Regions from separate parts of the Mus musculus genome. Here region 2 is linked to region 1. The links are chromatin loops, found by intact Hi-C in ENCODE. Cell type or tissue: left cerebral cortex. All regions are shown on one strand. Links, peaks and the distances in the headings refer to the core of each region. The heading gives the core; the rest is flanking DNA.

Region 1 (16,448 bases), core at 2,740-10,739:
ACTAGCTGAAACTTGATACCCATGCACAGACTCAGAGAACAGCCTGAATTCATTCATTTCTTGACTTAGAAATTACCCACGGATCGCTTTAGCAGTGCTCCAAAAGGCAAAAGAAATAAAACCACACCAAACTGGAAATATCCAGAATATACATCACCAAGGATATGTAAACAGTTGAACTAGGCCAGGATGTAAGGGAGCAGACAGAGAAAGAGCAAACGGCTTGGTGCTACACCTAATCAGAAACGAGGCTCAGAAACTGAGCACAGGGGCTGGAGAGATGGCACAGTGGTGGCACCGAATCCAAGTTCAGTTCCCAACTTGCTCATGATGGCTCCTAGTTCAATTCCAATGACTGGCTACCTTTAAGAGCCTGGTACAAGTCAGCTTTCTCACTTCAGGAGTGTGGCTCACTGACATAAGGCCCTGGAATCCATCCCCATCACCCCAAAATGAAATGAGTCACACAGTAATATCAGGAGCTGCAATAATAGGTATCCAGACCCCAGAGGTACAGAGGAGTGGTCACAGTTAATTAGCATTAAATCTATCTTCAGAACATGGAGTCCAACTCTTTTTACAATGGGATTGTCCAAGCCACCTGTGTATCTTATGTCCCTTCCTGTGGTTCCTTGGACAAAGGAGCCCTGCCCTCACTGAACAAACAAGAAGCCAGTGGCAGCAGGTGTAAGGGCTAAGGAGTGTCTACAGCTCGGTTGCCCCGACCTATCTGTTTCAGCTCTGACCTACGCATTAGCTCCCCCTTCCCTCCCAACTCAGTCTCCTCTCAATGAGGCTTCACAGCAGCAAATACAAACCTCATGGCCCTGCCCATGCCTGAGACTCTAAGGACAGGAAACCATACAGGTGATGAACTCTGCCTTGACTGGCCAGAATCTGCTTGTTGCCATGGAGCAGGGCTCAGTCTCAACATTGTTCCCATTCCCTTGATTTAGGGGTTGGAGGAAGTGCTAAGGATGAAAGTCAGGGCCTGTGCATGGAGCAAGTGCTCTTCCACTGGGCCACGCCCTGATACTTGGATTAGAGTCTTTGTGTCCATTTAATAGTCATTCATATAAAATGGACAGACCCAAAATGGGAAGCCCACCTAGAAATGTGAGTGGCATTCCTCAGCAGGATGACCAAGCTAGACCACGTCATAAGTCCCAGGGGAGGGAGTGGGAGCAATATGGTGGCTGGTCTGAGCCAACCATCAAGTACCTTTAAGAGCTGGCGGCACTCAGAAGCTAAGTAGGAAGATGATAAGACTCTCTGTCGAAAAAGAAGATGAAAGGGGGGTTGAGGGTGCCACTCAGTGGGAAAGCAGGTGGCAAGCATTCATTTGTAAGGATGGCCCTGTTTTCATACCTAGCACAGGGGTGGGGACCATGAGGGATAGGGGTCAGAGAGATAGCTTGGTCAGCCAGGCGTTTGCCTTGCTAGCATAAGGACATTTGTTCAGTTCCCAGAACACACATCAAAGGTCAAGCATGGTGGTGTGTTCTGGTCACTTTAGCACTGGGGAAGTAGAAACAGAAAGATCCTGGGGCCCATTGGCCACCCAGCCTGTCCTACTTGGAAAGCTCCAGGCCAATGAGACACTATGTCTCAGAAAACAAAATATCTATACTGCTTCATCCATGAGTACATATGAATACATACATACACACACACACACACACACACACACATCAAAGAATGCGAGGTCCTGGGTTCAATCCCTAGCACCCCAAAATGACAAGAATGCATCTGTAGAGACCAACATCCTCATCTGTCCAGAACTGATGGGCACCTCAAAAACCCAGAGCAGATAACTGGGGGAGGCAGCTCACATCGTCTGCCTGTCTTGCCCAATTCCCAAGAATATTTCTTGAGTTTTTCACTTTCTTAGATAATCAGGGAGACAGAGCTAGGAGTCTGGGGAGGCTCAGTTAACATACTCTGCTTTGTTTGGATTTCTGATACAAGGCCAAGACGGACCTCGAACTCATGATCCTCCTGATAGGTGGGTCTTCCACACCAAGAAAACTCCCAAATTCTAACCCAGGATCTGAGCAAGGTTCTTCTGGTGGGTCTGCAGTGCGCACCCAGGGATGCTCGGAGAAGCCACTGGAGACTTTGGTCTCATTCTGAGCTGGTCTCCTGACCAGCTCTGAAGGACAGGACAAGGGGTGGGAGGGAGGCTCCAGCAAGCTAATTACACAGTTCAAACCCTCACCCTGTCACCCCTGAGGGAGGGACTGAGCAGAGGGAGGGACTGAGCAGCGGAAGGGAAGTAATTTTATCTTAGACTGAAGGGAATCGAAAAGTGGGCCAAGCAGACGTGAGACTTTTTGCTTTGTTTTGTTTTGTTTTGTTTTGTTGGTTTTTTTTTTTTTTTTTTTTTTTTTTTTTGCCTTTCCCTGAAAGCTTCTAGAAAGGATCAAGGATGCACAATGTTTGAGGGACATGTTAGAAACAGTAGCCTTCTGTCTAACAGGCCCATCTTGGCCACGCAACGCCAGGAAACCTACATGGAAGCCCAAGATTATTACCTTAGCATTTGGGAGGCAGAGGTGGGAGGGCAAGGAGTTCAAGGGTCAGCCTCAGCTACATGCAATCCTGTCGGCACACACGATTCTGTTCATACGTTTTGGAATGTTCTTGACATGCCAACCATTTTCTAGGCAGCACCCCCCACCAAGAACCTCTCAATACGCTAGCTGGAGCTGCTTCCTCACAACCCCAAGTGTAGGAACTGAGGCCTCAACCAGAGATTGGGTGGCTTCAAGGAATCTAACACTCGATGCTGGTCTATTCACATGCCAAGACATTTTCTGGTTATTGTTTTGTTCTATTGAGGTTTCTGTCTGAGGCAGACCCTCATGTACCCAGACTGGCCTCAAACTGGCTATGTAGCCCAGGATGACTGAGTACTTCTAATCCTCTTGCCTCAACCTCCTGGGTGCTGGGATCACAGGTGTGCACCACAATGCATAGTTTCTACAATGCTGGGGATGGAACCCAGGGCTTTGTGCATGTTGGGCAAGCACCACCTGAGTGACATCTCCAGCCCCTCAAGGGTTTTCTTCTCTCCTCTGCCCTCTTTGGGACTCATGGCCCCTTGCTTAAGAGATGATTCTTGAGCCGGGCGTGGTGGCGCACGCCTTTAATCCTAGCACTTGGGAGGCAGAGGCAGACGGATTTCTGAGTTTGAGGCCAGCCTGGTCTACAAAGTGAGTTCCAGGACAGCCAGAGCTACACAGAGAAACCCTGTCTCAAAAAAACAAAAAAAAATTAAAAAAAAAGAGAGATGATTCTTGGAAATATATTAGCTGCATGAGAGCGAGGCAAAGTAAGCCCTGCTAGCAGTGACTTCACCAGAGAGAAAGTGCATACATGGTTCATTCTACGAGCAGCAGCAAACAAAAGTGTATACCCAGGCACCTGGCAGGCTTTTCATCTCAGAGGCCCTGCTTTCAACTGCCCAAGCACCACTTAGGAGACCTTCCCTGCCTCAACAGCCTTATTCACAGCCCCCAGGCCTCTGCCCTGAAAATCTGGAACATGAAATATCAGCATAAGGCCACATCAGATGTTGCAGCAGAGGAGCCTGTGGGTGAAGACAGACTCTTCCTGCACTCACTCAACAAACGTTTAAGGTGACTTGGCCAGCACAGATCTGTTGTAATGAAGACAATGGAGTGATGGAGCCTGACTCTTTGCTACTGCAGAAACTAGGACCTCTTCTGGTGTGAGCACAGAGTTGCTGAGCACACCTTCAGTCATGCCCAGCTATGGCATCTAACCACTGTCCCTTACAAAGCTGTGTCTGGTCTGCACCCCTGAGGCCATCCCTTGGTGTGGCGTTCAGGATCTAGGGTCTGAGGGATCACAGACAGTGCACCATTCCCTGTGTCCACTCTGGAGGACACTTTGGACATCTCATCTCTTGCAAAATTAAGCCTGCTCCTATCAGGAAACCCAACCATCCCAAACCCGGGCCTTTACAAAAAAGAAATGAAATATATCTCCACAGTGTTCCCAATAAAACCCGGATGCTGGCATTAACAGCTGCTCTCTTCATAATCACCCACACTGGAGACATCCAAAATGTCCTTCAGTTGGAACCCAGGGGACAAACTGTAGCCCATTCACTGAATACTACTCAGCAATTAAAAAGGGAGAGGGTGGGGTGGCACACACCTTTAATCTCAGCACTCAAGAGGCAGAGGCTGGTGAATCTCTGTGCATTTGAGGCCAGTCTGGTGTACACAGTGAGTTTGGGGGAAGCCAGGGTTACCTAGTGCGACAGGGATCTAGTGGGCGGTGTTGAGGATAAGCTAATGATACTCAGACTACTACAGACCAGATGAAGCCAGCCTTTGAAACCCCAGTGCTGCCTGTCTCCCAGCAACGGGATGCAGGAGATCATGAAGGCAGGCGGATCGAGAGACTGCCTCAGAAAGTCAAGACCTGGGGCTGTAGTTCAATGGTGGAGCTCTTGCCTACTCTGCAGGAAGCTCAGGGTTCCATCCGTAGCACTGAAGGAAAAAAAAAAAAAGCTAGTGCACGATTCTATTTCTAGAACCTTCTAGAAAAAGAAAAAAGAACCCTAGAAAAGGAGATGAGGTCACAGGTCACAAGGGACTGGAGATGTGAGGTGCTGACTCAGAAGAGGAACAGGGAATATTTTGGGGAGATGGAGCTGTTCTGTATGTCAAATAGGGCAGTGGCTCCGCAGTCTACGCATCTGTCAAAACTCACCAAACCATACACACGCAAGACAGAGCCTGTTACAAAGAGATCACACCTCAGCAAACCTGCTTTCTAAGCGGAAGGGAAGAGACCACAGGATGACCTGGAGACTCCAAGCACAGCCCTGAGCTGGCAGCAGAGGCGTCCCAGAAGCACACTGGATACAATCCCAGCACTCTGGAGACCGAGGCAATCAGGGCCATGAGTTCAAAGTCAACATGAGTTATATAGTATGCCCTGTCTCAGAGCAGAAGAGGGACAGGGGAAAGAGCTCCTGATGGAAAGGCAGCATCCTGAGCCACTCCCCAAGGCCAATGACAGACAGGAACCATCGTTTTAATGGAAGACGCCCTACAAGCATAAGACCCAGATGCTCTTTCCCTTCCTGGGGAGCCACATCGGGAAGAATCGCTGATACCACCAGATAAACCGAAATCAGCCAATCAACCCTGCAGCCCCTCAACCAGCCCACATCAGCCATCACCTTGCCATCACTGGCCACCTGGCACTACTGTTTGTTTAGCTGTCCCGCATGACAAGCCAACAACAGACCATACACTGCTAGCCCAAAGACAGGACCACAATTCAAAATCTCGATTCTAATACCTATTGCCTGTATGCCCTCTCTCCAGCCTCATGTTAAGTCAGAGAATCCTAAGCCGAAAACCATAGTTAAATCGGGGCCTTCTGTCTCTGTGGTATTCCTGGCAGGGTGGGGGTGAATCAGCAGACCTTCATTAAACACATTGGTTTTTCTGCTTTAAAACCTACCCAAGTGGACTGCACAAGAACTTGGGCTTGAGTTCCCTGGCATGCATGACATTCTGGGTCCCAAGCCAGCACCCCAAAAAAGCCATATAGACCCTGAGCCACTTTGGTTTTGCTTCCAGATGGGCAGATCTTCAGGTTCTCCGAGGTTTTTGAGTGAGGGATCATACCTTTGTGGAATAAACTTCCCAGTGGCAAAACCAGGATAATTCTTACTTCCCAGATGGCTTCTCTGGAAACTCCTAGAAAGTGCATATAGTAGAAAAACTCTATAGCTCAAAACATCTCTCCATCTCAGTCAAACTCTCTAGAACACTTTAGGTTTCAGGTCAGGCCATGTTCTGACCACGGGCTGTTGCATCTCTCGGGGGTCCTATCACACTTCTCGGTTCTGAGGAGAGCCAACAGCCAGTGCCCACAGGCCCTGATGTTATGGTGACTCCAGGATCCTTCTTGAGTTTTACAAACTTGGCCAATGTGTGGAGAGGGACACAAACCGGAGCCCCAGCACTGAAGAGTCAGAATTCACAGCCAGAGTAGGGAGGCACACTAGCATAAGGAGGGTGGAAAGATGACACTGGCATTTGATGAAGCAGATGGCAGCATGAGGGGATGCTCTAGGAAAGTTGGGGTTCAACGGATCCTAGCTCCGTGGGGACCATCACAGCCCCTCTTTTCTACATTCTAACCAGATTTCAAATAAATGGGACCACGAGTGAAGGTGTGTGCCGCTTGCTCAAGGCAGCTCGCTGAGAGAACATCGCCGGTTATAGACTGTACTAGGAGTTTCTTACCCGGATGCAAGGACACCTCTTCTGGTGGCCTGAGCTGCTGGGAGACAGAGAGGATGGAGCTGAGGTGGCCCAACTGTCTCAAAGTGAGGAGAAAGCAAGGCTCCACCCTTAGCAGTTGACCACACTGGAACTTGCAGGTGGGAGGAAGATTCCCTGGCCACAGTCAACTCCACAGTCCTGTAACCCCTCCCCCTCCACAGACAGCAAAGATGGCCACCGTTCATATGGTCCCACAACCCTCTATAAACTGACCTCTAAAAGCATGCCCTGCTCCACACATTAGAAACTGGTAGGGTCAGGCCACTCCAAGACCAGTTCCGAGGGAAACAACAGAAAGTGGAGAAGAGATCATCCCTAAAGGCCCATGATAAACATCCGAGAGGCCACCACACAGTGACATTCTGGATGCATTGCAGCATGAGAAAGCATCTTAAAGGTATCCTCAGAGCAGTCAGGTACAAAAGAACACTGCTCCAGTCCCATTTACATGAGGCATAAAAAGGAGGTTAGAGGGTCAGCCGATCTTGTTCGGATGTGATCCGGGAGGGGAAGACAGAGGTCCTTTGGCCTGGAGGGTGTGCATTCATCAGTGGTGCCAACCCCAACTCTTATGCTTGCCTGTACACATCTTAGGCTTTTTTCTAAAATACTCTGAATGTGCTCATTCAACTGTTAGAGTGCTTGCCGAGCATGTGTGAGACCCTGGTTTCAGCCCCAACACAGAGCAAAGCTGGTGTCATGACTCAAACTCTCCTCAGCCACATAGAGAGTTTGAGGCCAGCCTGGACTACATGAGACTCTGTCTTCACCTCCCTAAAAGAAATTTTTTAGAGAAATTACTTAAGCATTTTTTTTTCCTAATGCCAATAGTATTTGGATTTTTTTTTTCTTTTTAAAGTCAATGTTCTGTGTGGTATCTTGACTCCCAGGCAAGTCTGTGTTGTTCCCTCCCACTGGCCTGAATTTCTTGATGGAACAGCCTCAGGTCTTCTGTCCCTCCCTCTCCAATCCTCCCGGAAGCAGCTCCCTGCATGATGACCTGGCTTGGAGACTGCTGGGTCTGGGATGGGAAGCGCTCCCTTCTGGAGTGGGGCTGTATAACAGTGTTTGATTCTTCGGGCCAAAAAGGGAATAGAGGCTCTGCAGAGAGGGCGGGAAACTGCACACACTCATTCCAAAGCTACCCAGTGCAAATGAGGCCTGAACTAGCCAAGAAACAAGGTTGGGATGCTCTCACGGTGCCCAGGGCTCAGCCCAAACATAACTTCTGTGAGGGTCCACCACCTACATCTCTCAGAACTGCAGCATCCAAGAGAGACAGGGGTGAGCTGAGGACAATTGAGGGGCTCGCCAGCTCTTCTGCCTCCTCTTCTAAGGCTACAGAGAGGGGGAAAGTCATCTCAACAAGAAAGCCCCATCAGGCCAGTGACTGCTCCCTCAAGACGGCGGCCCCTAGCGCCACCTGAAGTTGTGCTTGTACCCCCTGTCATCCTCTAAGCCCCAGCGACTCTTTCCAGAATGTGTACTAAAGTCACACATCCTCTGAACATGTTACTGGGTTGGAATGCCTGGGAGTGCACACTGCCAGCCTTCAGGACCCACCTTTGCAAGGAGGAATTCAGGGGCAAAATCCTGGCACCAATAACACTGTGGTTATGGAGACATTCCTCAAAAAAAGGCCTTTGACACCTAATTTTCACTGCCTCCAAGTAAACCCCGTACTCTGAAACCTCCTGCTCTCTTGATTTGATTTCACAGCCCCAGGAACCACCATCTGGAGCCCCCAGAAGTGAATGCAGCCCTCTGTGCTCTTGGAACAGAAACTCCGAGAGCCCAGCTCTGCCTGAGCCGGAAGGGCCCCACCCATTACAGAGGAGCTATGGACCCCTTGTAAACTCTAAGGACCTGACCAGCCCAGATAATTCTGGCCCTCAACAGACTGGAGCCTGAAAAGCCAAGAGGCACATTTGGGCATGGCAGGGTGGCCAGCCAGCCTGGGGAGCAGGGTGTGTCCCCCCCCCACACCAGGAATCTGGGTCATGCTTAGACGGCAGAGAAACCTCAACTCTACCCACCCGCGCCTGCCTGCATCTCCCCAGATGCTAAGCATGTCCTCTTCCAGGTTTATGGGAAGCAAATGAGGACTTCATGGAATCAGGGGCACTGTGTGTGCAATCAGTCTCCGCAGAGGAAAAACGGCTTTTTGCCATTTTTCTCTGGGTCTTTCATGGAAGGGGGATTGCCTACCTGCCCAAGATGTCTATATGGAGGCTGACCCTCCTGGTGTTCCTACCCAGGTCCCCAGTGTATGAGAAGCTAAACCCAAGCCCACAAAAAGCCCTCCAAAGGGTCCCCACTTCTTTTCCTTCCTTCAGCCTTCCCTCATACTGAAACAACACACCTCAAATCTTCCCAGGCCATGGGCCTCACCAGATGGATGGCATTATGTTTCTTTACACCCCAAAAAATAACGCTGAAGGGGTTCTGATCTGTGACAGGAGAGAATGGAAGTTGCACACAGGGCTTCTGATGATGTGTCCCTCAAACCACTAAAAAAAAAAAAACCAGTCCCCAGATGCAGCTGGTGGCCCACCCAGAGCCACTAACTGAGGGATGGCTTCTCTACGGCCAGGCCACATGGTATCCTATACCCTAGGCCTGAGGATCCCACCTTGGGTGGAAGGCCAGGGTTGAGAGATCGGGGTACTATTCCGAAGGATTTGAGGGAGACATGTATGGGTTCTCTTACCCTGTAACCCAAATCGTCCAAGCACTGGCCCAGCTAGGGCTCCATCAGAAGTCAGACCCCATCAGAAGAGCCCCCATCAGTGTCCCCGCGCGACCCGACCCAGGATCCAGACCTTCGGTCTTCACAAGGAACCACTCACTCCCCCAGTCCCAAGCCTCCTAACTACTCGCAGGCTCACTCTGCAGCGGCAGCCCAGCAGGCCTGGAGGCTGCCTCCCTCAGCTACCGGGCCCCCATCTCCAGCCCCTATCCGCCGAGAAGCCCCCCAGCTCCCATCAGCCCCCAGGTCTCTTTCCCAGCCCCGCAGAGGAAAAAAGAGGAGGAGGAAAAGGAGGAGGAGGAGGAAGAAGAAGAGGAGGAAGAAGAGGAGGAGGGGAGGCGCAGCCGCTCGGGCTGGGGCAAAAGGATATGGCCATTCAGTGATCTTTTTGGCGTATTTTCTCACCACGTTGTCTTCACTGAAGAGGAACAGGGAGCGGTTGACCGTGAGGCAGTTCTGGCGGACAGGGATGGGGTTGTAGAGGGCCATGGTCCGCGCTCTCTGCGCCATCGACTGCTTGTACATCCTCTGCGCTCCGGGCTGCCCGCCCTGCCGGCTGCCCCCGGCTCCTCGGCCGCCCGCGGCGCCCACGACCACCCCGGCGGCCGGCCCTGAGCCTCCTCCGCCTGCGCCGTAGCGGCCCGGCATCTCGTCTCCAAAGCGGGCCATTCTGCAAAGAGCAAAGGGCCTCGGGTTACGCGGCGGCTGCTGTTGCTGCGGCGAGCGCTGCGGAAGCCACGGCCACCGCCACCACCACCACCACCACCGCCGCCGCTGCTCAGGCTGGCCGGGCTGTGGGGACGGCGGCTGCACCTGCGACTGCGGAGACGCTCCACGGCCCAGCCCATCGGGCGGCGGCGCCCGGCCTCAGCTCGGGGGGCTCACGAGCGGGACGGCCCGGCCGAGCCGGGGAGCGCGGCTCGGGACATGCCGGCAGAGGCGGTGACCCCGGGCGGGAGGAGGGGTGCGGGGGAGGGCGCGGGGGCGGGGCGCGGGGGAGGGGCGCGGCAAAAATAACCGGGGACGCGATCCAGGCGATCCCCGGCCACCCACTCCGGAGAAGAAGAAAAAAAATTTTTTTCAGTTAAAAAAAAATCAGTTAAAAAAAATAGTGTAAAAAGATCAGCTTTTTTTTTTTTTAAAGCAACGCTCCAATGCACACCCCCTTTAAAACGCGAAGTCTAAACGAAGGACGTCCCCCCTCCCTTGGACGCAGAGACTGGCTTCAAATTCCTCCGAGGTCCGGGTCAGCTTGGCATCTTGCTAAAGGCGTGGGCTCGGCCCATTAGTAAAAAAATAAAATAAAATAAAAAGAAAAGAATTAAATAACAAAAAAACAAAACCAGGTCTTTGCTATAGGAAGAGGGTGGCAGCGAAGGATTTGTCCGTCTGTTTTGCTGACTTTCCTAGACCTGGAAAGAATAGAAAATTCCTGAAAACGCTGCAGCCCCTCCCCCAAATTCAACCCGACTGGAGAGCAGAGGGCGGAGGAGCGGGGCGCAGGGGCGCGGCGGGGCTCGGAGGCTTCAGGGAGCCGCTGGTCCCCGGCTTTGAAAAAAAGCCGATCTGTTTTCCTCCTGATTCAGCAGCCGCCGGCTCCTCTGCGCGCGGAAGCGTGTGTGCGCGCAGCCAGGCGCGGCGCAGCCTCGGCCGGGGGGAAATTGCAGCAGCGCAGTCTTGAAAATTCCCCACGGGGGGAAGGAGGCGAGAGAGCGAGCGAACGAGCGAGGGAGGGCGGTGCGCGCCGCTCGGCAGAGGTTCGGGCTGCGGCAGAGCCTGGCAGCATCCCACCCCCGGGTGCCTCCCTCCCTTCCCCCCAGCTCCGCTGAAAGAAGAGGTGCGGGGTGCGAGGAGGGAGCTGCCCGGCCGGGAGCCGGGGCTAGATCGCGGCCCTGCGCCCTAGAGCAAGACCCACCCGGCGACACGCGCAACCAATCACCAGCGCGAGAGCAGGCGCGGCCAGGCGCGCAGGGGGAAGTCGGGACAGAGTCCTCCGGCACAAGGGACCTTGCTTGCCACCCGAGGTCCGCGTCGCTGCCTAGAACGAGGCGTGCCCAACAGGAAGGAAGAAACTTAAAAGACCAGAGGGTTTGGTCTGGAGACTTGGTGCGGGTGGCCGACGCTGAACAAATGTGGGTCTGTTGAGCAGAAGACAGTTTTTATGAGCTAGAAGAATGGTTTGGGGCACTTCTAGGAAGGCTGTGGGTCCCAGGGGGCCAATCCAAGCTAATGTATAGGAGATCCTGGTGGCAGCCCCCGTGTGAGCTCCCAGGAGCAGACCACTCACTGAGACCTAGGGTGTTAGGCGGGGGCTGCTGGCCTAGCTCGGTTTGGCCCCTGCTCTATAAGGCACTTGGATCACCCCACCTGCTTTTTTTTTTTTTCTTCCTATTTGGAAACTCCATGAACACAGAGAAAACTACATAAATCACAAATGAACAAGTTGAGGAATTGCTGCGAATGAACCCTCCTGGAAGCCAGCTCCCCAGAAACCCGCCTACAGGCCTACACGGGGGCCAGTGCCAGTATAACTTCTGCCTGAGCATTCTGCTAATTCTTTTAGCTTTATTTATGACCTTGGCATGCCTTCCTCGGCAGGAGTTATGCTTTGCTCCTTTTGATCTCATAATAAGCATCATTCTGCAGAACCTGTGGGTGACACATTTTCTTTGCTGTATAATACTCTATAAAGAAAAGTCTACAATTTGCTTGTCCACTTTCTTTTTTCTTTCTTTCTTTCTTTTTATTTTTAATGGGCATCTGGGTTCTTTCTTTTGGGGCCACAGTACGGCATTGCCTGAGACACCATATGCATGTGAACTTGCCTGCTTGTGGATTGAGGCTTTGTATGGGCAGTGTTTCAGGCTCTATACACGTAGTAGCTTCAGGATTATAGGATGTGAAACTTAACTTCTAAAGCAGATGTACCAAGAAATAGTTTGGGGAGCTAGAAAGGTGGCTTAGAAGGTAGAATGTAGGCTGTTCTTCCAAAGGACCCCAGTTGGATTCCCAGCGCCCACATGGTGACTTACAACCAGCTGTAACTCCAGTTCTGGGCAATCCAACACCATCTTCTGGCTTCCTTGGGCACCAGGTGTGCATGTGGTGCACAGGCATGCACTCAAACAAAACACTCATACATATAAAATGAAATAACAAAGTTTTTAAAAGAAGGAATGGATTTAGGGGACCAGCAAGATGGCTCGCTGGATAAAAGGGCTTGCCACCAAGCCTGCTGACGTGAGTTGGATTCCCAGAATCCATATGATGGAAGAAACCAGACTATCACAAGATGTGCTCTGACCTCCATACACATACACAAAATTAAAAATACAATTAAAATTGTTTTAATAATAAAGAAGCTGGGTTTTTTATAGGTGCAGGTCTGCCATCATAGAACTCAGAGGCTGAGGCAGGGGATCATGATTTGTCATGAATTTCATTAAGCCTAAATATGTGTGGATTGGAAAGCAGAATGTGAAAGGGAGAGGGGGAGAGGCTAAGAAGGCAAATCTTCAGCTAGTTAAAGCCTGCTTGGCCCACACGCAGCATTTGAGTTCATTTGGAACATTTGAAAGTGATGTTATGTCTGTATATAAACTCTTAGTGCATTTTAAGATTTCCTAATTTGTCAAAACAAGCCAGGTGTGGTGGTGGTACCCACCTGTCACCCACTTGCACAAGAGGCTGCGGCAGGAGGATTGTTGTAAGTTCAGGCACAGTCTGGGCTCCAGGGTACATGTTAAGCTAGTCAAATCCTGCCTCAAACAACAAAGCATATAAATAAATCACAACTAGGAATGTGATACAACAGGCGTGGCATAAGTAACACACGGGGCAGAGCTGTGCGGGGGGTACAGGGCACTCACCACACCGCGATGGTGTTTATATCTGACCCTGTTCTGCCTTTCACTGTCTCAAAGGCCAATAGTGCAAAACAGGAAGCTGTTGCCTAAGGATATCAGGAATCAGCCCAGGAGACCTGCACCTTGCAGAGCCAACCTTTCCCAGATTCATCCTCACCTGCAAGGATTTCTGAAGCCCCTTGAGCTGCTTTACCAGAGTGGATCTGGAGGATGATGGAGTCCTGGGATAAAGATTCCACATGGTCTCCAGAGTAGCCCCATTTGTGTGTGTGTGTGTGTGTGTGTGTGTGTGTGTGTGTGTGTGTGTGTGTGTGTACATACACACAGTCAAGCACCTGTGTGCAAATGCACATGGAAGCCAGAGGACAGCTTTAGATATTGTTCCTCAGGTTCCACTCACCTTTTTAATTAAAGTATTGATTGATGACTGATTGATTGACTGACTGACTGACTAACTGACAGGGGAACAGAGGTTGGCATCAGGTTTTGTCTTGTTCTGATTGTACTCCTCAGTTCCTCACTGACCTGCAGTTTGCCAAGCAGACAAGGCTAGCTGGTGGGTGAACCTGAGACATCTTCCAGACTCTGCCTCCCTAGCCCTGGGAGTGTGGTACCATACCCTACTTCCTATGTGGGATGTGGAGAACCGACTCAGGTCCTCATGCTTGAAAGTCAAGGACTGACTGAGCCACTTCCCAAGCCCAGCAGCCCACTCATAAGCACTGAGGCTGGGAAAGGTTGGAAAATTTACTCAAGTCACTGCCATGAGTCTAAAACCCTTTGACACTGTGCAGCATAGAGGACAGTTTGATATGCACTTCAGAAAACAGAGTCAGTGCTAAACATCCAAACAGGCTGAGAGCGGTGTCTCAGCCCGGATCTGCATCTTTTATTTATTACCATTGCTGTTTGTGTGCGAGCACCAGAGGATGACTTTGTGATGTTGGCTTCCTCATCCCACCTTTACATGGTGCCAGGGATAGAATGTGGGTCACATCGCTCTCCCAGCAAGCACCCTTCCCTGATGAGCTATCCTGCTGACCCTTCTGGGTGTTTGTCTAAGAAGAAAGAGGACATAAGTCCATGGACGAACATGCCCAAGGGTGCTGTCTGTGTGACGGGCATGCACCTGCTGAGATGCACTTTTAGAGTCTAGAGCAAACCTTAACTGAAATCGGTTTTCTCCTCTTACCATGTGGGTCCTGGGAAACAAATTTAGTCAGTTGTGTGCAGCAAGCATCTTTCCTGACTAAGCCATCTTGTCAGCCCAGCTGTGTGTAATTTCTATTCTATAAAGTCCAAATCTGAGCAGAAGTTTGCTGACATTTGGGAGGGCGAAGTGGCCACCACATTGGTGGTAAGGAAGTGACTGGCCTAGAGGGATCTTTTACAAACATCTCTCTGTGGATGACAATTGCACAAATATGTTTATTTTGCAAAGTTTGTTCATTTAAAAGCAAAAACCTTTGGGCTAGTGAGATGGTTGAGCAGCAAAGGCACTTGCCCTGCAAAACTCACCTTAATGCCTGAGTCAGTTTCCTGGGACCTTCCACATAGGGATGGAAGGAGAGAAGCCACCCCCCAAATTGTTCTCTGGCCTCCACATGTGTGCCACCCTGTGTACACACCATGAACATGTGTCATACATGCACAGTAACCATAAGTTAATAATAAAATAAAAATGCTCTTTTTGTGAGCTGGGGTCTCATGTAGCCCAGACTGTCCTTAAATTCCCAGCTGGTGTCCTGTCTCAGGCTCTTCTCTGTGAGACTCACGGACTCAAGGCAGAATGCTTGGTTTCTTAGAGCTCTCGTGTGTTTTATTTACTTTTTTGAAGCAGGACCTCATGTATCCTAGGCTGGCCTTAAACTCATTAGATAATCAAAGATGGCCTTAAGTTTCTGATCTTCCTGCCTCTGCCTCCTGAGTGCTGAGGTTACAGATATGAGCTGCCAGGCCCAGTTCTTGGGGTGGAACCCAGAGCTTCTTGCATACTGAGAATGTGTCCCGTCAGCTGGGTCATGCTCCCAGCCTGTTGCTTAATCATTTAATTGAGCTTCATATGGTGCTTGTATGCAGTGGTGTGTGTGTGTGTGTGTGTGTGTGTGTGTGTGTGTGTGTGTGAGAGAGAGAGGGGGGGGAGAGAGAGGGAGAGAGAGAGAGAGAGAGACTTCAATAAAATGTTCTGTATCTCTGCGGGGTTCTGGGTGCTAAGTCTGCTGGGTGCTGGTTTAGCAACACTATTTCTCATGGTCATTTGTAGGGATTCCCCTCTTCAACTCTGACCAGGAGGCCCCAACACCAACCTCAGCCTTCCTCCATGGTGAAAAACAAATTGTCCCCCAGGGCCCTCGCCCACCCATGCCTCCATAGCAGACAAATGGGCTGCATGGGCTACGCTGTTGTAATGTTTATATGCCAGGCTGGGGTGTTGCTTAGTTGGTAGAGTGCTTTCCTAGCCTGCACAAGCTCCTAGGTTCTGTCCTCAGCACTACATAAAGCCAGTGTAATGCTGCTCACATGTGATCCCAGCACTCAGGAGACAGATGCTCAAGGCTAGCCTGGTATATGAGACTTTGCCTTCAAAAAGAAAAAACAAACAAGCAAACAACAACAACAAACAAGTGCTGAGCCCCAACTCGTGTGTGTGTGTGTGTGTGTGTGTGTGTGTGTGTGTGTGTGTGTGTGTGTGTGTATGTGTGTCCATGTTCATGTATGTTTGGGTGCACATGTGTGTGTGCCCTTGTTCATGAATGTGTAAGTGCACATACATGTGTGTCCACGTAAGTGTATGCACATCTGTGTGTGCCAGAGGAACTATCACTTTTATTATTTAATGTTGTTTTTCATAGCATCTCTCATTGGCTGGACCTCACTAGGTAGCCAGCAAGCTTCAGGGGCCTCCTTGACTCCACCTCCCCAGAGCTGAGATTGGCCGCACACACTACCAAACACTCAGCTTTTTACACGGGCTCTGGGATTGAACTCCAGCCCTTTACTGCCTCTGGCCATCTCCTCAGACCTAACTGTCCTTCTGTAAAGTCCCTAGAGGATGATCCCAACTCCCCTCTCTCCACAATCTTTTCAGTTTGTTTCTATGTTCGTTTTTGTTTGTTTTGAGATAGGGTCTCACTGTGCAGCCCTGCTGACCTGAAACTCTATGCAGAAGCTGCTGGTCTTGAGCTCACAGAAATCTGACTGGTCCTGCACCAGAATACTGGGATCAAAGATGTGTGCCGTGCCCAGCAAAATAATAACTCTTTTCCACAGAGAATTTAACTCAGTTGCCCTAAACAGTGATGGGCTCTGGGTGCATTGATTTTGCAGATAAGGAGACATTCTTTAAGATGAAGAAATTAATTTCTCACAGAATCTCAAGTGGCTACTATAGGTAGATCTGGGGCCTTCAGTAACACCAGTGACTGCTGTTGACCAGGGAGAAAGACTTGGACTAGCCTCCTAGCCACACAGAGTTTAACAGCAGGTGGCCAGACA
Region 2 (16,448 bases), core at 2,973-10,972, 92 kb before region 1:
AGAAGATTGAGACTCTAACTTCCTGTGAAGCAGGCCAAATTCTGACCACAGTCTCCGTGCCGTACACAGACTGCGCAGTATCCAGAGGTCCCGTAGACAGGAGTATCTGCGGACACCTGCGTCTGCTCTATAAAGTGGATGCTGTTTGCAGAGTCTACACATGTCTTCCTGTGTCACCTAAATATCTTGAGATAACTTTTTTTTTCTTTTGAGACACGTTTTCTCTCTGTAGCCCTTACTGTCCTGGAACTCTCTATGTAGACCAGATTGGCCTCAAGTTCACAGAAATCTGCCTGCTTCTGCTTCTCTAGTGCTGGGATCAATGGCATGAGCCACGGCACCCAGCTTCTTCTCTTAACACCTCATACACTGTTAACACTATGTAAATAATTTTTAGACTGTGGTGTTCAGGGACAAAGTCAAGAAAGCCATGTGCTTGGATCAGACAGGCTGTTCACCCATGACTGTTTCAGCCCCTGAACCTGTGAGTGGGGAGCCCACGGACACTGGGCAGATTATGTAAGGGGGCTCTTCCTTGTGCTCTTCACAGGTAGGTGTTTTTGTTATTATTGTTATTATTATTATTTAGCTTTTCAAGACAGGATTTCTTTGTGTAGCCTTGGCTGTCCTGGAACTAGCTCTGTGGATCAGACTAGCCTTGAACTCACAGAGATCTGCCTGCCTTTGCCTTTTAAGTACTGGGACTAGAGACATGCACCACTACTGCCCAACTTTAATGACTTTTTAAAATGTGCATTGGTGTTTTGCCTACATGGTTGTCTGTGTGAGGGTGTCAGAACTCCCAAAACGGGAGTTGTGAGCTGCTATGTGGATGCTGGGAACTGAACCTGGGCCTCTGGAAGAGCAGCCAATGCTACTAACCAGTGGGCCAACTCTCTAACTCACCTTTACATCTATCTATCTATCTATCTATCTATCTATCTATCTATCTATCTATCTATCTATCTATCTATCTATCTATCTTTTCTTTCTTTCTTTCTTTCTTTCTTTCTTTCTTTCTTTCTTTCTTTCTTTCTTTCTTTCTTTCTTTTTCTATCTATCTAGTGTGTGAGTGTGTGTATCACAGTGAACACATGCAGGTCAAAGGATGACTCATAGGATGCAGGGCTTTCCATATGGGGACCAAGGATGGAAAGCAGGCCTGCAGGCCACTTTACCTTCTTGTTCTCTCCCTTCATCCTAGCAAATGTCTCCCTCGCCCTATCCACCAGGGAGAGTAACACCAGCTCCTTAGTACTGGCTTGTCACCTGCTCTTAATTTAATGGGACACAGATGCCTGCTGGGCTCCCAGAGCCTGGCTATGGGCTCCTTTTCCCTGTAAAATAAATGTGCTGGAAGTCAGCTGGGAAATCTTTTTAATTTTGAACTTTCTTATGGTGCTGAGGGGGAAGCCATGGCGAGGCAAGTACTGAGAGACATCAGCCCACCAGAGAAACCTCTTCAGATCTGGATGGGAGTCACTCAGGTCAATGATGCCAATATGTGGAACATAGTGCAGGGGCAGTGTGGTACTTATTTCCACCCCCCGCTCTGTGCATGAGCGTGTGTGCGTACGTGTGTGTGTGTGTGCGCGCGCGCGCGCGCACAGGTGTCAGGTATCTGCCTTGAATCTCATAAACCTGGTATTCCTTGATTCAGCTAGACCCACTGGCTGTGAGCTCCAGGGAGCCTCAGTCTCCACCTTCCCAGTACCAGAATTACAGACGTCACCACCATACCCAGCTGTTTTTTGTTTGTTTGTTTGTTTGCTTTTGCAAGGGTTCTTTGTGACCAAACTCAGTTCCTCACAATTGTGGTAAGTATTCTTTGAGCAGAACTATCCTTCAGCTACCCAGAGTAACTGCTTTCTGATTTCTATCAGGTGAGGACATGGATTAGAAATAGCCCTCTGGCGGCATCTGGTCTGGCTTGAATGTTGGGGACAGAATCCTGAGCCTGTGCCACAGCCTGCCCCATGTCGTGAAGCCCAGACATCCCTGGAGACCAAGTGTGCAGGAGAATGTGCACAGACCCTGTGTTCATTCTACCCGCCTGTCAAGAACTCCTCTGAGCCTCACCCTTCTCATCTGTGCAATGGATATCCACTGATTGAGTACAGTGGCAAAACGAGAGCATTGGAGGCTCTCTGTGCAGTGCTCCATTCACAGGTACTAACTGCCATCAGTCACTATCACAGGGTTACCACCCAGGCAAGACTAATTCTCACTCAGCCCCTTCTCTTTAATCTGACCCTAATCCAACTATTCAGCCATCCCGAGTCTCTCTCTGTGCCCACTTATAAAATAGTTTCTATAATAGGTTCTGGGTGCTAAAGAAGCCATGTGCAGAACATGACTCCTGGCAGACTGTAGGTGCTCAATAAATAGGTGTGGCCTCTGGTCTGCTTCCAGAGACCACATAGACCTGGTTCCTGGGACCCCTATGGGGAGCATGCCCTGATGGGAATGGGGGGGGGCTAAGCAGAATCTTCTAGAAGGATGGAGACTCACGCACTTGGGATTCCAGACACCAGCTTGAGTGGCCGCAGCACACGAACCGCCCTCAGTGTCCGTAGGTCAAACTCCGTCCCGACAGTGGCCAAGATGCTACAAGAGAAAATGACAGTAAGACACAGAAGCTGGGGTCAGGGCAGGTGAGTGGGGTTGTACCTCAGCTGGGGATTAGACAGCTTCAGCATCAGCTCAGTTCTATCTCCCACTGAGTGACAGTGATGGTTCCTGTCCTTTGGAACGAGAGGTGACTTATTATCCCCCCTTTTTCATGTGTGTGTGATATATGAGTGCATATGTGTACCCACAGAGAGGGGACATACCTCTAGTCCCAAGATGCCCATGGGCCAGCTAGCCTGGGGTACATGAAGAGCAGAGACAGCCAGTGACACCCAGTTCTCTTTTCTCTTTCTCCACAAAATGCTTGTTTTATATATGATAAAGATTAAGTGTGTTTGTACACACTTTTCTGAGACACTATGTCACTGTGTAGTTTTGACAGGTCTGGAGTGAACTCATACAGAGCCTCCTGCAGACTCTGCCTTCCGAGTGCTAGGATTAAAAGCATGAACCACCCCACAGTGCAAATACATATATATGACAGTATCACAATGTAGCATACTTATTATGTAGCCCAGGCTGTTACTGAACTCATAGAATTCCTTCTGTCTCAGTCTACACACACACACACACACACACACACACACACACGAAGACAGAATCTTACTATACAGCGCAGGCCTGAGCTGTGCCGTTCTCGTAGTACAGCCTCCTGACTGTTGGGATTCCAACCATGCCTGGCTCACCCCAACGTTGCAGTTTTCTTTGGGCTTCTTCAGATTTCCCCTGTCAGGCACCACTCTATTTCTGAGCCTCACTCTCCTCTCTCTGTGCAGACAGAGCTGTTGCTTAGCATGCACAGAGGAGCTAAGGGTCTTTGTGTGTTGAGAAAGCTGAGAGAACCCAGTAAACACATCAAATGTCAGAGTGATGTGTACCGAGGAGAAAAAATGCGTGAGAGAGGGGGGCAGACTGGGGAAGGGAGGGTTGTAAGGGAAGTGGTGGCATTTACACCAGTACAGCTCCTTACCACTTGGGGGCAGCACCCCAGTGCTCTTATCCAGGTTGGGATAGGTGTGGATCATGGGGTAGAGTTCCTGCCTAGAATCCCCAAGTGAGGGGCTGGGTGTGACTCAGGGGTAGAGCACCTGCCTAGAATCCCCCAGTGAGGGTAGGGGTGTGGCTCAGTGTCAGAGTGTTTGTCTAACATCCACAAGGCAATGTCTTTCATCTCAAGTGGAGGGAGAAGAGAACAGACCAGCACTGTCCAATAGAAACCTAACTTTTCCACATTAAACAAATATATTTAATGCTTCCATATTAAACAAATAAAAGGAACAGGTAACGTTAATTCCACAATATAGTTACCATCTTCTATTCAAAGTTCAACCATTCTCTGTTATCCACAGTGAATGCTTCCAGGATGACCCAATGCCATAATGAGGCAAGGAGCCCACATTCCTTCTATGGAATGGCGTGCTATTTATGTCAAACCTGCATGTATCCTCCTGTGGATTGTGTGTATGGGCACGCACTGCCCCGGGCTGCATATGTAGGTTAGGGGACAACCTTCAGATGCCTGCCTTTGTCTTTGCTCTTGTTTGACACGGGATTTCTTTCTTGCTACTGCATGAGGCATGATGAGATTAAGGAGATGCACCTCTACACACACACACACACACACACACACACGTCTTAAATTTTATATATATAAAATTTAAAGGGGAGGTCTTTATATATATATGTATATATACACACATCTTAAATTATTTATATACACATATATACATACATACATATACACACATATATGTGTGTATATATATATGTGTGTGTGTATACATATATACATACATATGTGTGTGTGTATATATATACATATATATATGTGTGTGTATATATATATATATATATATATATATATATATATTTGTACAACATACATATGTTTAAGGCAAGGTTTTACTTTGCAGCCCATGTTGGTCCTGAACTGGGACCAGCTTTCCTGCCTCCCCTTATGTACTGGGATAATGGGTATGAACCACCACTCCCAGTCACACACACTCAGCCTCCAGGCTAGATCCCCAGCTCTAACATACCAGTACTAATCATTGTTGCTTGTAGTACTGACTCCAAGGCCACAGCCATGCTGAGCAAGCCCCCTGCTGCTGAGATACACCTTTGACCCTTGGCTCTTTGGGACAGGTTCTCACTTGTAACCCATGCTGGCTTTAAACCTGTGATCATTCTGCCGCAGCCTCCCAGGGGCTGGGACCACAGACATAGGACACTGTACCCAGCTGGGATTGTACTGTCACAGCACCCCCATCATGTCTCTTGTCTTCTTAGACCTTCCTCAGCAAAAGCTGAGTCCTCCTGCTGCTCTCCAAAGCCCTGCGCCATTGGCCCCATCCTTTCCCTCACCCACCCTCAGACTCTGCTCATTCTGCTCCAACCCCCTCCCCCAACTTATCATCATTCTTCAAAGACACAAAAGGAGTTCAAGGCTACCCTGGAACTAAAACATACAAATGAACAAACGAAACAAATACCAGGGTGGGGCAAGGCCAGAACCTGAGGGTGGGCTGGTGATAGGAACTGGGCATGGCCAGGGCTGGTGTTAGATATGCAATTAGCCCAAGGATGGCACACAGATCCAAGTGAAAGGTCCTCTGTGGCTCCTGAATTAGGAGGCAGGAAACTGGGAAATGGAGGCCCCCAACAGCAGAGCACAGAGCCAGGGAGCTCAGATCCAGGGCGCAGTCACAAACTCTCAGACCCAGGCCCCAGAGCTGCCCCAGATGAACTCACTACACTGTGAGACCTTGGCCTTAGCTGGCCCAGGCCTCAGAACAGCACCAGCACTGGCCTCTCTCACACCCAGCATGACTTCAACTGACTCCCAAGAGGTTGGAGCTCCGGTCCCCTTGCCCACTTCCCCAGAAGGATGGCAGGAATTGGAAGTGTAGAAATCAGGAGGCTGTGACCTGGGGACTATCGGGAGTGTCTTGCCCTGTGGACAGTGAGAGTCACAGGAGGTTGTGGAGCAGAGGAGGGACATGATTAGGGCTGGCAAGGGGAAGACAAGCTTGACAGCTGAGAGGACAGATTGGTGGCGATGAAGCCCGAGTGAGGAAGGAGCTGTGAGAGCGGCCGGTGTAATGAGGGCTAGAAGTAGGGCAGAGGCGGTGGGAGTACAAAGGAGGCCCTGGTTTATATATAGCTGCCATTAACGCTGTGCATCAGGGAGCCTGCCTGGGTGCGCTGCATCCGGCCTGCATCCGAGGCTGCCAGTCGCTCACGGCCCATTTTACAGAGGAGGATGCCAAGACTCGCAGAAATCAGTGTCACACCAAAGATCTTAGTCACACCAAGAAGGAACTCGAACTCAGGACCATAGGTGTGAACAGCCTCACACTCCCACCCTGCAGAGCCTGACCTTCAAGAGACTACTTGGATGGGGGAGGGTCGCGGTGGAGAACAAAAGACACTCGTTTGTTCATTCCACAGAAACTTAGGTACCAGGCTTTCAGGGAGCGCCACAGTGAACAGCTGACGGGAGAGCCTGGTGGTGAGGAGTTCCAATTCCCCCGAGCATCTGACCAGGGAGTAAGCGTTGTGTGGGAAAGGGAAAGACTAAGGTGACGCCAGGGTTTGGTGTGGGTCAAAGAGCTGGTACCAATGGAGATAGGAAAGACAAGGAAGGAGGAGGCTCATGGGGATATCAGGACTTGAAGGAAGGCAGGCTGAACTGGAGGTGTCTGTGTTAAAGGCCTTCCCGTAGAGCCAGGCACGGTGGCTAGGCCTTTAATCCCCGCTCTTGGGGCAGAGACAGGTGGATCTCTGTAAATTCCAGGCCAGGTTGGTCTATATAGTGAGATCCTGCTTCAAAAACAAAACAACCAAAGAAATACACACACACACACAAACACTCACACTCACACATATGTGTGTATATACATATGCACACACACAAAAACACATACATATGCACTCACACATACATACATTCTCTCTCTGTCTCTCTCACACACACTCACACACACATATAAGCATGCACTCACACACACACATACACGCATGTGTGTACATATATATGCACACATACATACATTCCTCTCTCTCTGTCTGTCTCTTTCTCTCTCTCTCTCTCTCTCTCTCTCTCTCTCTCTCACACACACACACACACACACACACTTCCACTGTGTGTGAGACTTCTAAGAGAATCCTGTAGCACAACCATGAGAGTTTGCTTAGCTCAGTCTTCACTGCTCCCAGAGCCGACTCTCTTCTTTCAGGTGTCAGGAACACTGTGGCTCCCTTGCCTCTCTTCTTCACCTCGCTGCATTTCAAATCCTGGTCCAAACTGAGATGCATCTGTGCGCAAAGCAGCACCCCACTTCCTCTCTCAGAGGACAGACACCTTTCCTCTGTCCCGAAGCATCTTCTGCTTCCTAAATACTTTGTGGGTGAGTGGTACAGCATGACAGGGGACAGGGTGACAGGCTCCCGAGTGTCCCCAAGCAGACAGGAGCAGTAGAAAAGGGACCCCTGGAGAAGAAACACTAAGTACAAAGCAGGCATGCAGCGAGGGCTGGCCACCTCAGGCCTCTGGAGGACGCCATAGGAAGAGCAGAGGAGAGGATGAGGATACAGACGTGGGAGGAGGGAGGAAAGTCCAAGTGGAAGACAGCGGCATCCCCGGGGGCCAAGAGCCAGGGTCTCTGAGGAGGACGTCACTGGGGTTCAGAGCAGCACCAGCAGGACTCAGAAGACCAAGGGCAGCCACCCCCAAGACCAGGTTTCTAACTGCTGTGAGAAGAGAGAGCTCTCAGGACAGACTTGAGTACATGGGTTTATTTAAGATTTGTTTTATTTTTAATCATGTGTATGTGCGTACGTGTGTGTGTGTGTGTGTGTGTGTGTGTGTGTGTGTGTGTGTGTTTGGTTGTACAGACGCATGTGAATGTAGTTGCCTGTGGCAGCCAGAGGAGGGCAGTGGATCACCAGTAGCTGGAGTTAAAGGCAGTTGTGAGCTGTCCACCTGTGGCAGCCAGAGGAGGGCAGTGGATCACCAGTAGCTGGAGTTAAAGGCAGTTGTGAGCTGTCCAACGTGGGCACGGAGTCCTCTGCAAGAGCAGCCAGTCCCTGGGTACATGCATTTACACATCTCAGAAGGACTCCAACGGCAGGCCCTGTGGCATCCAGGAGCAGGGCTGCCCATAGGTAACCAGCGGCCCGACTTACTATGGGTTTATGAAAGCACTCATTGCTTATGAGAGCTCAGGCTGATTCTGTCCCTCCAAGTGCTGGAGTGGTAGAGCTTCCCTACAGCTTTTAAATATGCATCTAAACTGACTGAAATTAAACAAAGAAACAAAAAATTCAGCTAGAGTGGTCACATGTGGAGCACCACAGCCACCCATGGGCACCGTGGACAGTGGTGCTCCTGCACGGCCACTCTGGAGGGACCGGGGTGCCCATCAGCACCTCAAGGTAAGTTTGACAAACATTAAGTTCTCAGCAAGTGTTTGTTGAATGCACAAATGATGGAGAGGTAAAGATACACAACTGTGGAGATATTAGACGATAACAGACTCTCCTCTAGGAGAGACGGGAGGCCCGGAAGTTTAAAGCAAAGACTCATGGGCTACATGAACCACTCAAGGACTTCCCACTCTCTCTTGGTGGCAGAGCATGCCTTGCTATGGGTGTGCTGGTCATATGACCTAGTTACATGATACCAGAGCCCAAGTCAGTTTGCTGGGTATTTCCGGGAAAGAGTTTCTCCTGGAGAAGAGTCAAACGTCAGGAAACAGCCCTTTCTCTTCCTGTCTGTGGTTGTTGGCCTTGTGTCTTGATGTGATGACTGGAAGACATTTTGGAAGTGTTGTTGACCATAGGGAGACCAAAAAAAATCCCTAAAGTGAAGAACGATCAGGAAGCTGGAAAGACTTCATACGGGTGTGGCCATGCTAAAGATCCAACCCTACAATCAAGTGTCCTCCATACTTTCTGTAATGAGGGTCTCAAAGGGTCCAGATCCAAACTGTTCTAATCACCAGTTGTGTAGCCTTGGACAACTCATCTCATCCCTCTGGGCCTCAGTTTCCTGAGTGAACTGGAGATGGTAACTACTTCTCTTTTGGGGGGGAGGGGATTTCTGGGCTGTGTGTGAGCCTCTGGAACGATGTCTGCTGCCTCGTCTTCATCTCATTCATTATGCTATTGCAGCTAAATTCTTTCGGGATCAGCTTCCACCGGGGTGTGGCTGTGGGTGGGGAGGAGTATCACGTTCTCTGCTGGTTGGAAGTATGTAAGCACGAATTTCTTCTTCTGCCATCCGCCCCCTTACCCCTCCCCCCCCCCAACGTGGTGTGATTGCATGTGCGTGCAGGTGGAGGCCAGAGGCTGATCTCATTTTCCATCTCTCATCTACCTTGTTCACATCATCAGACTGGGAGCTGGCACACCTGCCATTTGCATGAGTTCTGAGGATCTGAACTCAGGACCTTGGGTTTGTGCGGCATGTTCCCGTCCGCATCAGTAAGTATTAACAGAGGCCGTGACTGCCATGCCCTTGTGAATAAGGAGAGAAGCGTGTGGGCAGTCTTGGGCCTGGGGCTTGGGGTGATCAGTGAGGCTGTCAGCCGAGAGAGTGGGATGAAGAGGCCGTGAGCGTGGAAAGCTCTGGCGATGATGGAAGATTCTGTGACTCCCTATCCCAGCCTACACGAGACCCATGCTTCTAAGATTCACAAGTGCTACCAAGGTGAAACCTGGGAGCAGGGCTGTCTCTCAGTCATCTGGGGTTGTACAAATCCACCTTCTGCTATACACAGAACCCAAGAAACATGTCTGCTGGAACCTGGTCTTCCCAGGAAAGGGGGTTAAACCAGGAAGAAAGCACCTTAGTGGATGGATAGATAGGTCTTCATAGAGCGCTCAATGGTAGATGGGATGTGTGTCGCACACCTTGAACACAAGCATTTGGGAGGCTGAGGTTGGCAGATCTGTGAATTGTAGGCCAGCCAGGGCTACATTGTGAGACCATGTCAGGAAAAGAGCTCAGGTGAAGAGGCGTTCTCCACTCTCTGCCCTGTGAGGACAATGGCAGCAAGTGTCACCTTGGGCATAGAAAGGCAACTGGCCCTGGTCTTGAGTTTCTGATCCTTCAGTGCTGAACTTCTCTGACGTTACCACACTCAGGTAGCAGGTTTAGTGGTGCAGATGGAGAGAGACACCTGGCCTTTCCCCCTCTTTGGGAAGACTGTCTTGAAAATCACTTTTTTTAAAAAAAGAACCTTCAGAGTTAAACTAATCAGGAAAACAGAACTGCTTCACCTTGGCCTTGAGCAGGGCACCTCTCTCGGTCGTTCACCCAAGTGTCAGTTGTATTTCAGCTCCTAGCCAAGATTTGACAGCTACTAGTTTGTGCAGTTTGGGGAAGATGGAATCCAGGATGCCATCACCCAGCGGCATTCACATTCCCTCACTGGCTGACTCTAGAGGCTGGCCCTCTGCTGCCGAGCCATGCTCCTGGTCCCTTCGACTCTATTTTTATAATTCTGCCTTGTTAGGCAATCAATGTTGAGTTTAATTCAGTCCTGCTGGAATGTGTCCTTGCAAATCACGTGCTGCCCTCTGACAGTATATATTTGTAACTGATATGCATGGGATGAAGTTAGCTATCATGTGCTGCTGTCTGTTTCTACCCAGAACCATGCCTGAAGTGATGTCTAGAAGGAGCAACGGGCAGGCTGTCTGGAGCTTTCACTAGGCCTGGGTCCTACAGATGTCCTTTTCCAAACTTGAGGGTAGACCCTGCCTGGACTCTGGGCAGCCTCCGAGCATGCCCTGCAGAGGAGCCACTATGGGCATCTGCTCCTGGAGAGCAGGCCTGGAACTAACTCCACAGGGCTAAACTGATCCTCTGTCTCCCTGGGTTTAAACCTGTGGTTCTCAGCAACTAGGGCTTGAGGCTGTTTTAAAAAGCCCAAAGGCAGACATGTCACTCGGATGATGCAGAGACCACCCAAGTGCCTGCAGCACTCCATAGTGTCAGGTGCTGGGCCTCTTCTAAGGATGATCTAACGTCTGAGGAGGATGCGCATGCTTCCACATGAGCACCACAACTTATGAGCTCAGGATGCTCCCACCTCAGCCTCCCAAAGGGCGGGACGACAGCTCTGTACTTTCACTCCGGTTCAGAGCTCATAGTCTTGAGGTTCCTGGTGCCGTGAGGCCTGTTCCTTGTTCCTCAGCGTCACTCTGTGGCAGCTCTGACTGCTCACCCACCGGAGCACTGCACCCACATGCAGAGAATACTTCTTTCCCCTTGTCTTCTAAATTAACTAGGCAAACTAAAGGATTTGTTTTTCTTTGGGGACAGTTTCTGAGCCTCTCAAAGCAGAGTTTTCTTAAGTAAGAAGGGCCAGGGTGTCTTAGTTAGGGTTTTACTGCTGTGAACAGACAATATAACCAAGGTAACTCTTATAAGGATAACATTTAATTGGGGCTGGCTTACAGGTTCAGAGGTTCAGTCCATTATCTCAAGGTGGGAGCATGGCAGCATCCAGGCAGGCATGGTGCAGGAGGCTGCTACCAGAATACTGGCTTCCAGGCAGCTAGGACCAGGATCTTAAAGCCTACCTCCACAGTGACACACTTCCTCCCACAGGGCCATACCTCCAAATAGTGCCACGCCCTGGGGCAAGCATATTCAAACCACTACCCAGAAGCTGGGAGGAAGCAGCCCTGCAGTTGTAATACAGTGCCGGGATTACTAAGGCTGCACAGTATGGATGAAGCTCGAGGCTCCCAGGAGTCTGATAAGCGTGGAAGTGAAGTGGTGGTGGTGAGATAATGCTGTAAGCCAGTCAGGCAGGCGGGGTATGCCTTCTACACAGAGGCTAGCATCAAGAGGGGCTAGGATCTATAGGGGACACAGTGTAGAGGGAAGCTCTCAATGACAGGGACAGGTTTGAATGTAGTACTAGTGGAGTTCAAAGCAGGCATGAATGGCAGAGTGAGACCCTGTCTCAAACACACACACCCCAGAGAAAGAAGAGAGAAAGAAAGGGACAACTATATTCATAGACATTTGGCAGAGCCTTAAGGAACCGAAGGGCTCCAATACACACAGAAACACCCAAAGAAATGGGATGCCCACACGTCCTGTTATCCCACACCATCCAAGTCAGCGTACATTAGGGACAATAGGTGGTAATGAAACCTTTAAAAAAAGCAGAGCCTAGTGGGAGGTCACAGTTCTCATGGGACACTCCTTAACTTTTCCAAGAGGGCTGTATAAAACAGCAAGACCAGGGATTTCTCTTGTCTGCTATCTCCATATAACCTCTCCTCAGTCATACCCTAGTATGCCAACCAACTGTGTGCAGCAGTTCTGGGGGCCCTTGCCAGAGCTCAGCTTGGTATACAAACTCAGAACCAAAGAATCTGTTGCCTTTAGAAACTGCTCAACCTCGAGTGTTTGATCATAGCAATGAAAATGGATCAGTGCATGTAGTGTGCGATTCTGCAGTTAAGGTTAGAGAATTCGGCAGAGGCAATACTTGTTCACAGCTGGGGTGTGGCTGTGACACCCTACATCCATTCTCCAGTCAGCTGTGTTGTGTGGTGGAACCACACGGACTACAAACCTCATAATACTTTGCTTTCTGCTTCGGTTTGCCTAAAGGTAGGTGCTGGGATGGCATCTCTGCTTCCGACCTTGGGTTTGGACACAGGTAAGTGTCTGGACTATACTCCCAGAATGCTCTGCTCTGTTCCCGGTTGGGTTCATCTAAGGGTAGGTGCTGGGGCTGCATCTTTTGTTTGTGTCTGGCTAGGGAAGGTATTAGGAGGACATCCAGGGAGGGCAATGCTTCCCTATTCCCTTCCTGACCTCAGTCCCTTCTGCAGGGTTGGGCCTTCCCCGAGTCTCCAGGATAGAGGACTGATTTCCCTCCAGAGACCTCGATAGCCTTGTCTGTTTCTTGTTGCTATCTGCCAAAGTCCTCCAGGGCTTACAGCACTGGGAATCAGGGCTGGCTCCGCAGTTCCCTAAGGGTACAGCTATTCAGCCAAGAGCAGATTTTTAGGCAGAAGGCACCAAACACAGAGGAGGAGGAGGTAGAAAATTATGTTTCTTTAAAATGATCTGATAGGGAATATAAGGAGGTGACATGGCCTGAGACAGGGAGGGGCCTCTCACTCCAGAACCTGCTTGCGGTCCCTGGGAGTTAATGATGCACTGAGGCAGGCAGGGTGGCTCAGAGGAGAAAGGAGCCTGAGGCCAAGCTCGAGACCTTCACTCACACTGGCACCCACTGACGGGCGAGACTAGCTAGCCGGCAAGCTTTCCCAGCGCGGGGGTAGAGATGCTCTCTGAAATTCCAGGTTCTTTAAGTGATGCTGGGGATTGAACCCAGGCCCTCACACGCATTTCCCAAGGGACCTATCCCCAGTTTCTCCTTTTCAAGAGTCATTTCAAGTAAGGATATCAGAGTAACAGGAGCCCCTGCTCAGTTAAAGTACATCTGAGTTACCGTAACTCTTTTCGCATCTCACTAGAGGATTAAACAACATGTTCAGGGTTTGGAAAGATGGCTTAGCAGCTAACAGTGCTCATAGCTCGGCTGAGGACCTGTGCTGGGTTCCCAGCACCCACAGATCAGCTCACGATCACCTGTAACTCCTGCCCCTGAGGATCTGACGCTCTCTTCTGGCCTCCACAGGCACCTGCACTCACACACATTTCTAAACACATGCACTCATAGAATTCAAAAAAAAAAAATATATATATATATATATATATATACTTTTGAGAGCCCTGTCCCAGTCAAGGAAAAACATGTTCTTTGACCTGTGGGCAGAAGGGAGTCTGCCATGGCTATTCTTGGTTGTCAACTTGACTATATCTGGGATGAACTAAAACCCCAAAGTGTTGGACGCCCCTGTGAGAATTTTTTTTCTCTTCACTGAATCATTTGAAGTGGGAAGACCCACTTCTAATTCAGATCTTTCACGTGGGAAGACACACATATAATCCAGGTCATGTGAGGTAGGAAGAGTCACCTCTAATCTGGGCCACATCTTCTGCTGGCAGCCTATACACAGGGCATAGAAGACGGAAACCTGCTCTTTGCCTGCATTCTCTCGCCTTGCTAGTAAGTCCATCACTTCTCTGGCATTAGATTCTACTTCTTCAGTGTTCCAGTGTATACGGACGACTGGCTGAGACATCCAGCCTAGTGGAATGAACAACTACTGGGTTCTCGAACCTTCAGTTCATAGCTAGCCATTGCTGATTAGCTGAACCACATTGTGTAAGCCATTTTAATAAATCCCTCCTCCCCCCTCTCTCTCCATTTTCTAAGTCTATAAGTTCTGTTCCTCTGGAGAATCCTGACTAAGACAGAGTCCTTGGATACCCTTTGATGTACAATCTTACCTCAGCAAGTGGTCTTAGCCAGGGCCCCTCATAAACCACCTCACTCTAGATAAGTTCCTTAGATGCAAACAGAACACTAAGATATTTCAAAGCCTTTTAGCAATGTAACTTCAAAGGCCACCAAAATACTCCCAGGTGTACAACTGTCCTTTCTTTCATAAGTGTGCATGGATGTCTGTACCAAGACAATGCTGAGGCTGGCATGACGGCTCAGCAGGTGACTGTCCCCACTGCCCAGCCTGGTGTCCTGAGCTCAATCCCCAGGGCCCCATACAGTAGAAAGGGAGAACCAGCTCCCACAATATGTCCTCTGACCTCCACACACAAGTATAAATGGATGCACACACACACACACACACACACACACACACGTGTATATACATGTGCACAATAAATAAATGTAAACATTTAAAAACCTTTTCCTCAGTAAACTGAGCTTTGCTTCAGACTGCCTCATTTTCTGTGGGGAACAAGAGAATCCAGCTGCCCCTGACCAGAGGTTAGGGTGTGAAGTGGGTGCCCCAGGGAGGGCCTGGCAGAGGCTGGGTCTTTCCCCGTCTCCTGGATGCTGAGCTGGAAGTGCTGGCAGTTTGGGGTGGGATATGCTGTGGACTGCTTTCTGTCCAGGACAGAAACACTTCTCAGTGCTTTTGGACGCTTTTCCTCTTGCTTGTAGATGACTACAGAGGGACAGGGAGATGGCGCTGTGGGCTGAGGGCGCAGAGCCAAAAGGACAAAAGAGCCTGGGTCCTACCTCAGTATGAAGAAAACTGCAGCAAATCTAGAATACACCTCATGGAACTGTGTTTCCTGTGTACAGTGGAACATTACCCATCCAGTAAAAAAGATGGGCTCTGTGGGAAAAGGTGCCAGGCCTGAGGACCCAAGCTATCCTTTGACCTCCAAGACCTGTGTGTGTTGGCAGACAGAGAGAGCCAGAAGCGCACACGCGCGCGTGTGCACACACACACACACACACACACACACGGTCACTTGCACACGAACAGGATGGAACGCAGGTCTTTATGTTTACCCAGCAAGCACTTTATCAACTGAGCCATCCCCAGCTCCTTCCGTCCCTATTTTTTCTCAATTGTCCCCACTGGAAACCCAGCCTCAGTTTCCTTCTCAGGAGGATGGAGAAGGATATAAAAAGTATTCCTCCTGGTATAAGGAGTGAGGCTTACACTTGATTGTTCAGGAAAAGTGCTGATCAGACCCAGGGAGCGGCCAAATGGGACTTTTCTCATTCTCTGAGCAAAGCTGACTGTGATTGGCTGTTATCATTCTCTTTTTCTGAGTAAAGCTGCCTGTGATTGGCTCTGACAAGTTTCCAGCCCAGAGGAAGGAGGCCAGATGAGGACCCCAGCTGCTAGCCAAAAAGCAGCCCAGGAAATGACAGCACATTCCCATGATCCTTAGCTGTCCCAGGAGAGCTCCGGCCTGGTTCCATCCTGACCTCAGACTAACTTTCCAAACTGCAGCTCTGCGTAGAGATTCACTTGCCCTGGATCTTGGCGTCCCAGTGGGGGCCCAGAATCAGGAGGGATTCATAGTACATTCGGGCCACCCACTTCTTTCAGGTCTGATTCTTGTACCCGAACCGGGGTAAGGTGCAACTGGATAGACTGTCCCTGGTCCCTGCAGGCCCCACCCCCACCACACATTAATTAAAATGTGAATCACAGCTGAGTCACTAAAGAGAGGGGGAAAAAAGGTCAATGAGCCAGTCTGGCTCCCCCTCCTTCCAGCTCTAAGGCATGAGTCAGCAAAGTACAGATCAGAAAATGGGGAAGAGAAGGGAGAGAGGTGTGCGGCTCTGCCTGAGAAGCGTCGTCAGCGAGAGCTGCTTTAGTTCTTGGGTTAGCAAAAAATAGTTTCCTAGCCCCTCCCTCAAGGTCTGTTAGCCAGCCCTGTGCTGAGCACAGCGATTCTCATGTCTGCCCAGCTTTTCCGAGGAGCTTTGGCACTTTGGGTCTTGCCCACTTCAAGGATGGCAGGCTCTTTATTAAGGCACCCCTAAGAAGCAGATGTCAACTCTCATCTCCCTACTCCATACCATCCCCAAAGCCCATTAGTCTCTTTAGATTTCTGTGTGATAGCCCTGTTCTGTAGCGAGCAACAGGAAGTGACCACCACTAGGTGGGAAGAATATTCCGGAAGTGCTGATCTCGGGGGTGGGGGTGGGGGTGGGGCTTCATGACACGGTACCCAAGCTGGGACTGGTGGTACAGGCCTATAGTCTGAGCTACTCCTACTTGAGAATTGGAGGCAGGAGGATCACAAATTCAAAGGCTGACTGAGCAAAGTTCAAGGCCAACCTCGGATGACTTAGTAAAATTCTGTTTTAAGGTAAAAAGTAAACAGGAATGGGGGTTGGGGGTGGACACACATGGTACCCGTCAACAGCCAGTGCAGAGGG

What was found. A loop is a pair of places that touch in the nucleus more often than their neighbours do. Peaks named below come from ENCODE experiments on the same cell type or tissue, not always from the same donor. Only the 100,000 strongest peaks of a DNase experiment are listed, where the experiment ranks them.
Region 2: a loop joins it to region 1, with 2.8 times the contacts of the local background. A loop is called at or near these places in 5 of 42 quality-filtered maps.

The regions. Positions count from the first base shown.
Region 1 is chr8:84,408,953-84,425,400 of GRCm38, reverse strand. It overlaps Cacna1a (calcium channel, voltage-dependent, P/Q type, alpha 1A subunit), which reads right to left and starts at 10,037. Exons shown (of 47, transcript NM_007578.3): 1 at 9,458-10,037. The coding sequence starts at 9,756. In left cerebral cortex, for the core only: a CTCF peak has its summit at 7,363; DNase peaks (open chromatin) are centred at 9,139, 9,639, 9,762, 10,313 and 2 more places; H3K4me3 peaks cover 4,170 bases; H3K27ac peaks cover 2,815 bases.
Region 2 is chr8:84,501,122-84,517,569 of GRCm38, reverse strand. Cacna1a (calcium channel, voltage-dependent, P/Q type, alpha 1A subunit) reads right to left here. Exons shown (of 47, transcript NM_007578.3): 4 at 2,516-2,607. Among named protein-coding and RNA genes, the nearest start is that of Gm32854, 79 kb to the left of the region's middle. In left cerebral cortex, for the core only: CTCF peaks have their summits at 3,604 (motif pointing right) and 7,575 (motif pointing right); DNase peaks (open chromatin) are centred at 5,783, 7,613, 8,803, 10,252 and 1 more place; H3K27ac peaks cover 2,114 bases.